Linked DNA regions of Homo sapiens: region 1 is linked to region 2. A link is a contact called in ENCODE Hi-C data. All regions are on one chromosome and are shown on one strand. The core of a region is the stretch at or near the end of the contact, and the rest is flanking DNA. Distances in the headings are between cores, read along the strand shown. Region 1 has its middle 61 kb from the start of LINC00158. Region 2 holds the start of LINC01684 (long intergenic non-protein coding RNA 1684).

Region 1 (3,149 bases), core at 344-2,843, 940 kb before region 2:
GTTCAACAGCACTAAATCCAAAGGCTGCCAGGCTCTGCTGGTCTGTGGTTTAAATGGGATTTTTAAATGATTTACATCAAGGCTATGTAAGAAATCAAAGCAAAGCAGGATAAAAATAAGGAATGATGTCACTTGTGATTCTAGTGGGTAAAAATACACTGAGACAAGGAAGTAATTGGTAATTAAAATAATGAAAGAATTCATCATGTTTGCCACTAAATTGAAAGCTAACATGTCATGTTTGCCAATATTTTCATCATTCACTTAATTTCAAAAAAGTTTCTCATCCACTCAAGTGTGTGTTTGTTCATTCATCCATCTAGACAAAAAAATTTCAGAGATTTCTCTATATACCAGGTACGATCATCAGAGCTTTTATACGCTTTTCACTTAATTCTTATAACGATCATTCTCCACAGGTAATATTATTCCAAGATTTAAGTCAAAGAAATTGAGTTGCTTTATCACATATCAATATGATAAATTTAGCCAGAAATGAAATTGTGATTTGAATTCAGTTTTTTTCCTTTAGTATCTGATATGATACCTTTTCCACTACAAGAGAACTGCCTGTTATGCACTCAACTGGTATATTAAAGTAAATGAAAATTTTTGAATTAAAATATAAATGTAAGATCTTATTAGTAATTTCTTAATAGCCTCTGAAAATTGGAAACAACATATGAGGCGCTTACACTTACCTATAGTGTAGCCAGAGTGAGAGGGTGGTAATGGCAAATTTCTTTCTTTGTACTTATGCCATGAAACCTTATTTGTTGGATTTTATATATTATTGTTCATCCTGCCAGGTAGAATTTAAGGTATTTATCTTATTTATTTCATTACCTCCTAGACTATGCTTTCTCATCAGAAACCTACACTGTAAGTTTTAAAAATGCGCATTTCTGAGTTCCATCCCTATCTTACTGAATCTGAACTTCTGGGATTGGGCCAGAGAATCTTCATTTCTTTTTGAGACATGTTCTCACTCTCACCCAGGCTACAGTTCAGTAGTGTGATTACGGCTCATTGTAATGCCTCATTCGTAGGTTCAAGTGGTCCTCCTGCCTCAGTCTCCCAAGTAGCTAGAACTATAGGCAAGCACCACCATACCCAGCTAATTTATTTTAAATTTTTTTGTTCAGACAGGGTCTCACTATGCTGCCCAGGCTGGTCTCTTACTCCTGGCCTCAAGTGATCCACCTGCCTCGGCCTCCCAAAGTGCTGAGAGTACAGATGTGAACCACTGCACCTGGTCTGAAATCTGCATTTTTAACCAGCAGACCAGTTCATTCTGACATGCTCGAGTTTGAGAACCACTGACCAGGCGATCCTCTATACCAAGCCCACCCACAGTGTTTGCTGGCAGCATGGCTGACTCTTTCAGAAGCTAATTCATCTGACAGGTCCTGACCCCCAAGTCTGGGCCCAGCACTGTGCCAGGAGGCCCTTCCAGCTACACCACATCACATGAGGTCACATCACATCAAAACCCATGTGTCTCGTTCATATTCCATGGCGACTGTTGGCTCACCACAGTCCTACTCAGAGTTCTGAGTCAGCCTCAGAAACACTGGGAGCTCTGGGCCACCTCATATCGAACATGAGTCAGAGCTGTGATCTCTGCTTCCCATTCCTGGGCTACGCTGCTGATGTGGTACTGGATTCCTTCCTAGTCAATCAACACAGACCTTCATTTCTACAGAGTTCTCTCACCCCCAAGTAAATAGACTAATTTCTTTCTGGTTGATTTAGGTATTAAAATTAAAGATGTAAAAATATTTATTTACTTGGGTAATGATGAATGAGTGCCTTGCAGGAGTAATGATTAATCATGCTCCACCTGGAAACCAGTGCCAAAACGACTCTGCTAATAGAATCCATCAACTGCTGAAATAAGTGATTGCACTGAAGCTTGCTTTATTGTAAGTTCCTTAATTTTACATTCTAGTTACATGTTGTCATTTCCTAATAAAAATTGTTTGGATTCCTTCCTGAAACATTTGGGGTGAGTCTCGAGGAGGTATTTTGCATTAGCTAAACACTGAATCATAAAACCATATTCGTTATTCTGGCAAGGTGACACATATTTTATTCTATGAAATTTAAACAACTATTTAAAATTAGAACAATCAGTAATAATTGTTAAAAATATGAGAACTATAATATTGTATGAAAAGAGCTCTCAGTCACTAACTAAAAAATATTTCTTTGCTGCCTATTATACATGGGTAGGTCAACATTCGGTGTAAGTAATGGCATAACTGGAGTTAGGTGTAACCTTCAGGGATTCTTTACTACCAGTAATTGTCTAACCCAGAAAGTATTTCTGCTGCCAACTCCCATCAGGGGAGCTTTGGCAGTCAAAAAAGTACTTCAGAACTCTCTATGTTACTGTTGTCAACTAGTTCAAACTGCATTTTGTTCTTCATGGGAGCAACAGGGTAAGAAAACCATGTCCTGGAAAATCACAGTGGTGAGAGTTGGCTCTAGATACACCTGTGAAGGATGGAGAGGCAGTTGTATATGCATCTACTACCATTTTCCTTTCTAAATTTTGGTGGAAGTAGAATAAACACAATCTTTGGAGTCAAAGCTGAGTTTAAATCCTGGTCCTAACTTTTATAAGGAAACTGAGACTTAAACTTTGTTTTCTCTAATTTGTACATGGAGTTTCCTGGCTGCCCCTGCCTTGGTTTTTCAACTGGATAATCCCAGGTAAAATGGGTTTCTTATGCTTCAAGAGTCAGTTTGGATGTTATCTTAGAAGCCTACTCTCAATCCTCCAGCTAGACAGGTGATCATTTTCTCTATACTTCATATCACTTATTATATTCTACTTCAATTGCCTATGTACTTTGGAAAGGAGACTTTATTTTTTATAAAGGGTTACAGACTGCAGGGTAGCCATCCTGCCAGGCTGGGAAGTGTAGCCTCCAGCAGAGACTGTTAACAGGCACTGCATAGGAGGGGGGGTTGGGGCAGGAGCTTTACGCTAAACAGGTTGGCTACACATATATATTCAACAGTTATAGGAGAAGCTATGAATATTTACAAAGAAGATCCTGATGCATGCATATTGAATAAACATGCATGTTACATGTGTCCCATTTCACGTTGGGAGTGGAGACTTCACCTTTAAATGCATT
Region 2 (3,510 bases), core at 923-3,422:
AGCTGCAGTCTGTTCCAATTGCCTGAAATTATCCCCACAAGCATTTTGTGCAGATGACTGATTCAAAAGTTCAGAAATCAGTTCAAATATCAGTGCTTTAGAAAAAATGTCTCCCTATTACATCTGTTGACTTACCCAATCTCACCATAACTCTATTTTCTCCATTTCCTCATTTACTATTTTTTGTGTGTTTTTGCTCACTTTTAAACCTGAATAAACTCTATAACTCCAAGGAGCTTATTTGTTTAATTTATGATAGCTATGCCATCTATAAAATTGAAGACCAAATGTACTTAATAAATATCATTTAAATTAATAAATAAAAGCATGAGGTAATAGTTATAACTACATCATAAGATTGTTAGAATTACATAACATAATGCTCATGCTTTATGAGCATACTAATGCTTATTAGTACCATGCATGGCATCAAGCAAGGTTTCTATTTTGACCATCACCATTATCATATTACTTATACACACAGTAAGATAAAATACTATTCAATGAACTTGGGATCACAACCAAATTAATCTTCCAATTTTGGCGTTCTATGATATTCTTAGAAATGAATATCACTAACAAGTTAATTCCAATCTCATATCTATTTAAGAAGACAACATACGGAACTGCAACTGCTTTAACAAGTTCTATCTCTACACTGCCAAGAGCTTTTACTTTCCACTCATACGATATTCTATGGTCAGCTCAATCACCTGTTCCCTTGTATTCCTTCTTTTAATATTAGAAGATTATGATTCTTAAGTATGATTTTTATGATAAAATTTTAACCGCAATTTTTGAAATAACAATAATAAACTTTGAAATCTTAAAATTTCATTTTAACTCAGAATCCATAAAGAAATTACCTTCTCATATAAACTGAAAATTGTATGAAGCAAAATTTAAGTTGGTATTAAATTAATATTGTTTTACATTGGCTATCTTCCAGGGAATAGAGTTGGAGTACAATAAAGATGCAAGGAAAGCACATACTTCTTAGCTCTGCAAGTTATTAATAGGTCCAAATACAAGCAATGAACACATCATATTGAAACAAATCAGTTGGCAGTGGGATTTATCAGTTCACTAGGCATTTGAAGCCTGTTTAGTGATAATGAAATATCTTAAAACAAATTCTAAAAATTGTAATTTGTAGCAATATTTGTAATTTCTGTATTATGATCATGCTATATCCATTTCCAAATATCTTATCAACAGCCATTTTATACCTTAAATGAATAGTGATATGTCACATTTGATCTCTGACAATTTTGTTTACCACTATTATCACCACATCATTTTTATGGTAAGATAGCAGTGCTAGGAAATTCCATTTATGACAATTTGTACATTTTCATGAGATATCCTGAGCATCACATGCAGAGGACAGTCATATATTCACTCACCTTAGTGTGAGTGACCATGAGAATTGACTTTTCATGTGTGTAATACGTGCACATTACATGTTATTGAAATCTAAGAGAATATTATTTTAATAGAATAGTTAAAAAGTAATGCTGTATTCATAAGCAATAACTTGACTTTTACATATATATGTAGAAAATTCTCTCCACTCAGGAAATCACATTAAAATAAACTGAAACCATTTTTCTTATTTCAGTGGTCCATTTTGTGAAACAGATTTCAGTGAGAACAAAATAATTGAAACCTGTTGTTTCAATAACTCTTCCAACAAACTTAATAAAATTAATCCGTTGTACATCCAGACACAAACTGTCAGACTAAAAACTATAATCTGATGTAATTGAAACCTATTCTATTTGCCAAGTGTTTAAAAGGTATTTCCATATATCTCTTCCCTAAATTTTTATGAGGTGTCCGAAAGGACACGTTACTATTTGTAATATTTTTCTGGGCTCCGGATATGGCCAATTTTAAAAATGATGTGTTTGTTTTAGTTTCACTTTAAAGTGTTGTAAGATGTTAACCTCAGAGCTCAACCAACAGACCAGAATAATAGTAAAAAAATAAAATAAAAATTCTCACCTCTTTATATTCAAAGCTTTTGAAATCCTTGATCCTCCATGTCAGCTTGTGCAGCTTCTCAAAAGAGTTTCTCATGTTTTTCCTGCCCTTAACCTCCTAAATTGGGAAGGACATAGCTGTGAACTGGCAAGTTCATTTTCCATTCATCTAAACCTACAGTCACTTCCTACATCTACGACTTCCTTCCGGCGTCTTTCTCTGGGGCTCTTGCTCTCAGACTCGCCCTTTTGCTTTGAGGACTGGATTTACTTCTTTTAAGGGGTTATTTACTATTGTCCCAAATATACACATTTCTCCTAAGAACTTAGCTTTTTGAGAGTTTTCAGTTTTTTCTGATTGCCCATTTGTAGATCTAGTTCTGCACATTAATAAGATGCATAATTTGTGCCTCTCTGAAAGTGAGATTTTTTTTGTAGGTACCCAAGAATGTGGCATTTGCTTTACTCACTAAATATTCCAGTTAGTATTTCTAGTGATGGTATTCCCAGGGGTTATTCTAAAACACTTAAAAAAATGCCTCATTACATCTAACCATTAAAGGGAAATTTTACATGCCAAATACTTTCTGACTTTTGCCAACTTTAATCGATCAAATATTGGGAGTGTTAAATAATTCTTTAAATTTTAATTAAAGTGTGCTTTACTGAAGTATAGTATTTCTGACTTTAGTTGAAACCAGAGTACATTGTTTCCCTATAATTTTTTTACTTGGCCATCTTTATGAAAATTGCAATATAACATAGTAAAGATCTTTAAGGATTAAAAGTTTTAGGTAAAATAAGAGTACTTTTCTATTGATAAATCTTGGTCACAAACATGAAGTGTAATAAGTAATCTTTGCCAATGTTGTTCTTTTAAATTCTGACTCCCTTTTTCACGAATGTGCTATAATAGCCCTATAGTAAACATTCTTGTTGTCCCCTCAATTTTAAAAATATAAGATGATCCATAGGCTCTTTCTCATTACAAATTAATAGTACCTTTCTCATAGAACCGTTGCTTAATAGTCATTATTTTTGAACTGAGTGAATGTTTCCATGTAGTACTTCTTTTTTTCTTCTCAAACTAAGGGTCTTCAAGATGTTCATAAAAAATTGTTATCATAAAACTTATGTATCAATTTTAAACATTTTTTGTACCAAAATAAACTTATATTAACTTGTTGCAACTTTTCTTCTCTTTTCTTTTTTTTTTTTTTTTTTTTTTTTTTTTTTGAGACGGCGTGGAGTCTCACTCTGTCGCCCTGAATGGAGTGCAGTGGGGTGATCTCGGCTCACTGCAACCTCCGCCTCCCAGGTTCAAGGAATTGTCCTGCCTCAGCCTCCCAAGTAGCTAGGATTACAGGCGCCTGCCACCACGCCCAGCTAATTTTTTGTATTTTAGTAGAGACGGAGTTTCAGCGTGTTGCCCAAGCTGGTCTCAAACTCCTGAGCTCTGACCATCTGCCCGCCTCGGCCTCCCAAAGTGCTGGGATTACAGGCATGAGCCACCACACCCAGCCTG

What was found. A loop is a pair of places that touch in the nucleus more often than their neighbours do. Pooled maps may share reads with other maps.
Region 1: a loop to region 2 is called in a map with no recorded cell type, with 4 times the contacts of the local background. The contact joins the enhancer-like site here to the promoter of LINC01684 in region 2. A Hi-C loop is called at or near these places in 1 of 37 single-sample maps with no recorded cell type and 1 of 50 pooled maps.

The regions. Positions count from the first base shown.
Region 1 is chr21:25,368,880-25,372,028 of GRCh38, reverse strand. No RefSeq gene overlaps it. Among named protein-coding and RNA genes, the nearest start is that of LINC00158, 61 kb to the left of the region's middle. Within about 2 kb of position 1,593, at least 3 of the 41 ENCODE cell types and tissues checked have a DNase peak (open chromatin) inside an H3K27ac peak, as active enhancers do.
Region 2 is chr21:24,427,402-24,430,911 of GRCh38, reverse strand. LINC01684 (long intergenic non-protein coding RNA 1684) reads right to left here and starts at 2,172. Exons shown (of 3, transcript NR_135519.1): 1 at 2,008-2,172.